Regions from separate parts of the Homo sapiens genome. Here region 2 is linked to region 1. Evidence: chromatin loops called from intact Hi-C (ENCODE). Cell type or tissue: B cell. All regions are shown on one strand.

Evidence for each region. Peaks named below come from ENCODE experiments on the same cell type or tissue, not always from the same donor. Only the 100,000 strongest peaks of a DNase experiment are listed, where the experiment ranks them.
Region 2: it touches region 1 in a loop (2.9-fold over the local background); 1 of 110 quality-filtered maps calls a loop at or near these places.

Annotation. Positions count from the first base shown.
Region 1 is chr1:185,601,887-185,604,386 of GRCh38, reverse strand. The region is part of intron 2 of LINC01350 (long intergenic non-protein coding RNA 1350); the gene reads left to right. All of the region lies in intron 1 of LOC107985239 (a long non-coding RNA gene), which reads right to left. Among named protein-coding and RNA genes, the nearest start is that of LINC01350, 25 kb to the left of the region's middle. In B cell, no CTCF peak of the experiment used is centred here; a DNase peak (open chromatin) is centred at 1,016; H3K4me3 peaks cover 1,146 bases; H3K27ac peaks cover 347 bases.
Region 2 is chr1:185,337,865-185,340,364 of GRCh38, reverse strand. The region is part of intron 1 of CBSLR (CBS mRNA stabilizing lncRNA); the gene reads right to left. Among named protein-coding and RNA genes, the nearest start is that of CBSLR, 22 kb to the right of the region's middle. In B cell, no CTCF peak of the experiment used is centred here; DNase peaks (open chromatin) are centred at 984 and 1,434; H3K4me3 peaks cover 1,171 bases; H3K27ac peaks cover 1,453 bases.

The sequences.
Region 1 (2,500 bases):
GGCTGCATTTTTAAAGTGTGTCCACAATGCCAAAAGAACAACTTAAAATCCCCATTTAAAAATATTTTTTCAATGTTATATCAATCAAAATGTGTTAATTTCTATAATAAATAATCTTAACATCTCAGTAGATTAACACAATACAGGCCTACTTCTCCCTCAAGTAAAGTCTGATGTGGATATTACCAGTCAGAAAGTTCTCCTGGCCGGGCGCGGTGGCTCACGCCTGTAATCCCAGCACTTTGGGAGGCCGAGGCGGGCAGATCATGAGGTTAGGAGTTCGAGAACAGCCTGGCCAATATGGTGAAACCCTGTCTCTAGGAGTGGTGGCAGGCGCCTGTAGTCCTAGCTACTCGGGAGGCTGAGGCAGGAGAATTGCTTGAACCCAGGAGATGGAGGTTGAAGTGAGCTGAGATCACGCCACTGTACTCCATCCTGGGTGACAAGAGTGAGACTCCGTATGGCTCCATACAGTCACATGGTGGGAAGGAGAGAACATGTACACACATCACCCACAATGCTGTAGGGGCTTGCTTGGAAGTAGACAACATTACTTCCACCTCTACCTCCTTTCTGTTGCCCAGTGCTTAGTCCCATGGCCCCATCTAGATGCAGTGGAAGACTGGAAAATGTCCTCCTGGTGTCCAGGAGAGAAGAAAAAACAAAAACAGACTATTAAACACAACATTATGTCTGCCACAGCTGCTTAAATTATTTTCCTAAAAGGAAAATAGATCCTAACAGTTCTCTTGTTTCCCTTCATAGCATTTCCATCCTCTCTTACCATTTTCCTTTCTTCCTCCCCACCCCTGAGTCTCTTCTTCTGCCTCATGATTTGATGTTTTCTGTGATTCTATCCTTGTGCAAGAACTCATCTCTTCTCAGCCTCTCTGTTCTCCCTCAGTGATCTTGTTCATTTCCCTGGCTTCAACTACTACCCATCTGCTGGTGATTTCTACTTTCATTTCCCTGCTGATTTGTATTTTCAAGTGCCTACCAGGCATATCCACCCAGATGGCTCAGAGGCTCTTTTTTTTCTTTTTTTTTTTTTTGAGACAAGGTCTCACTCTGCTGCTCAGGCTACAGTGCAGTAATGCCATCTCCGCTCACTGCAATGCAGCCTTTTGGGCTCAAGCGATCCTCCCACCTTAGCCTACAGAGTAGCTGGGACTACGGCACGCACCACCACACCTGGCTAATTTTTGCATTTTTGTAAAGATGGGGTTTTACCATGTTGCCCAGGCTGGTTTTGAACTCCTGAGCTCAAGTGATCCACCGCCTCAGCCTCCCAGAAGTTCTGGGATTACAGATGTGAGCCACCGTGCCTGACCAGAGGCTCTAGAACTGGGCAATCACAAGCTGAATCTACTGTCTCCTCCTAAATTTTACTCTAGTTTATCTCTCTTGCTATTTTAGGGAATGGACCAGCTCACAGTGGTTTCTCATACCATAAACTGGGGGTCATTCTAGATCCTTTGCCTTTCCTTTCACAATACATCTAATCTCTATGTCCTTTCACTGACACCTTCTAAATGGCCCTTTAAATTTCTCCTATTCTCTCTGTCATCACTGCTAAGTGCCTTAACTTAGGCTTTTATCATCTTGCATCCAGACCACCTAATTGTTATTACTCTCTTAAATACCTCCTCCTCAATTCCATCCTTCACATGGCCCCCAAAGTCATATTTTTAGACCCAGATTTTATCAGCTCACTCCCCTATCTAAAATATTTCACTGCCCCCCTTCTGATGAAAGCTGTGTCTTCTTCTCTCAAAGGAAAAAGTGAGACTGTGACAAAATAGCAAACATTCCCCATACTTTCAGCTACTATCCCCAGCTTCCCAGAATGGCTGTTGTGTCTCTTCCATAACCAGGACATTGAGGGAGAAGCTTTGCTCAAGCCAACTCATAATGTGAATGGTAAAAAGTAAAAACAAGGTAAATATCACTTAGGGTAAGCCAAGAGTAAGAAGCCACGAAAAGTAATTATGAACATTCAATTCAAAGGGCCAGTGGCAGCCCTGAAGTTGATGTTACAGCTATAAAGACAGCACTTGAGGCCAGTCAGTCAGAGCATGCTGGGAACAAGGAGAGAGAATCTGAAGAAACTGGCTCAAGCAACTCTGGGGCATCCACAGCTGGCTTTTTTTAGTTGGTTACCAGGCTTATGGCTATTTGAGGCAGAGATCATAGGAAATAAATGGCAGTCCTGGAGAAAGCTTTGAGGTGAGTGAATTTAAATTAAATTATAAGAGAATCCCAGTAAAAGCATTGTCATATCTCCCTAGGACAGAGAAAATTTTAAAGCCTAGATTACTTCAAGAACCACTCCCAACTGAAGTGGTGTGAGGCCGAGGACTACATTAGTCAGGGATCTCCAGAGAGACAGGATCAATAGGATGGATAGATAGATAGATAGATAGATAGATAGATAGATAGATAGATACATAGATAGATACATAGATACATAGATAGATTTATGAGTGGAGAGATTTATTAG
Region 2 (2,500 bases), 260 kb after region 1:
CCCTCACAAATGGCTTGGTGTCATCCTCACAGTAGTGAGTTATTCTATCAGTTACTACAAGAATTCCAGCAAGAGTTCCCCTGAGAGCTAATTGTTAGAAAAGGACCCGACACCTTCTCCCTCTTTCTTGCTTCCTCCTCACCATGTTATCTCTACATGGTGGCTCCCCTTCACCTTGCACCATGAGTGGAAGTTTCTTGAGGCCCTAATCAGAAGCAAATGTTGCCGCCATGCTTCTTGTATTGTCTGCAGCACCGTGAGCCACATAAACCTCTTTATACGTTACCCTGCCTTAGGTATTGCTTTACAGCAACACAAAGATACCAAGTCTGTGTTTTATAAATTACCACATCAAAATAATATGCAGATCTAAGTAAATGAAATTGCCTCCAAGGTTATCTAAAGCCCTACAAGAGTGTTAAAGAAAAAAAAATTCATGACACTTATTAAAGATGGTAAGGAAGACTATTCAAGCGGGGCAGGATGGCGGGCGCTATTACAATGAGGTTTTTGTTATCAGGGGAACGAGATCAGGTTCAACTCCAAGTACAACAAGAAAAAGGGGGAATTTATAGACAGGGAGCACAGTGCAGGAGTAGGTGGATGGAAAATTGCCAAGAGAAAGCATCAAGGGTAAGGGGATTCTCTAGTTAAACAAACATAATGGGATTCTTGCTGAAGGCAGGTCAGGGTGATCTGATGTTACGTAGTGGATGGTGGAGGATGAGAATGTTGATCAGATTTTGAGGATGATCAGATATTAAGGTGGGAGATTCTGGCTAAACTGATTCAGCAGGATTCTTGCTAAAATTGGACACTTGGGGGACTTGCCCAAGGTCACAGAAGCCTGACTAAGTTTTCGTCAAGGGGAGACTCAGTAGCACAGATACAGCCCTAAAAAGGCACTATTACAGATATGGCTGTAAAAAGGCACTGTTTCTCTCATTAAGTTGGAAACCACAAGCAGGAAATGGTCTACAAACGCTGAGGTTTCCTTTCAGATCCTCCTTTCAATCCACGAGCTCAGCTGACCATGTCTTATGCAACTAAGAAAGTTTTTGTGGCAGGAACAAAAGTTAATTTAGGGATTAGGAGTATCCCAGTCTGGCTCCTGAGTCTTCTGCTACCTGAGTTATCTGTAACAAGGTCTTCAGGAAGACAAACTTATAAAGGTAAGCCACTTGGTACATTGTAAATATTCAACAAACATGAAGGCCTAATCTAAGAGCTGCAATCAGATCTGCGTGGGCACATCCCAGACTCAACTGGAGTAAGTGGAGGGGTCTAAAGAAGTGGTCTTCAAACTGGGGTACTCATAACTCTGGGGATATAAAGACCTTCCAAGGGTTCACAGGCATGGATAGCTTAAACAGAAGCAATGTTCAAATCCCCAGCTCCCACGTGTCCTCTCATAACACTGCTCTACAGAAGAGAAGTCTGCAGCGGCCTGTGGTTCCCTTTCCCACATCCTCTCTCGCAACCAAAGGCCCTGCAACCATTTTGTAAAAGAAAGGGAAGGCAAAGCCCCACTGGGACCTAAGCTTCCTGTGTGCTTGCTCCAGGGGTAAACACCTCTGGGCCACCAAGCAGAGGGACCAGGGAATGGAGATTTCGGGAGAGGTAGGGCAAGGTGAAGAAAGCCAAAGCAAGGCTCCATGCCTTTACCCTGATTTTCTCTCCCACCCTCCCCAACATTGTGTCTCTTACATTCAGAAGTGAGGTTGCACAGACATGCATGTAATCACATTTATTTTCAGTAAAAATAAATAAATAAAGTCAACTTTTTCCTGACAGAAACAGCCAGTGTAATTTGATGCAGATAATTTGCTCTATGAACAATTTCTGACCTGAGACAAATCTGAAACTCTGTGATTTTAAGGAAAAGGTATTTAAAGCACGAAGATAATACTGTTAAATAAAAATCACAAGAGGCCATTGTTTTGGACTAAGTTTCTGCACCAGGCCTCAACAGACCAGATAAAAAATCAGAATGGGATCACTCATACTAAAGTTCACTTCTACCAAACTCAAACTAAGTATTTATTTGACCTTCTGAGAAATCAGGAGAAAGAGGTAACAGCTGATTTTCCAAACAAGCCAGTTTAAATCTTCAATCAGTACGAAAAACTTCTACTTAAATCCTTACACATATAAACAGTTAAAAGTTTTAAAAAGTGGTAAGTTAAAATATAATTAGATACTATCCTTTTTTACGCAAGTAGATACAGAGGTAGTAAAACTAAAAATTTTTAATTAACAAAAAACCTAGAAATTGTCAACTTACCCAAAGATAGTACCCAAAACCGAACAATATAATTAACAATTTTTAAAGCCAAAAATGAGTGTCTTAGTTCCAAAGTAAAAACTGATTTCTGACTGCCCAGGAAAAACAAAATGACTGACATCAGGTAAGAGAACAGAAAAGCAAGAGAGAGGAAGATTCTCTAAAATGAAAAGGTTTTCTGGATTCTTGGCCAGCTACTTTTAAAAGGAAATGTTT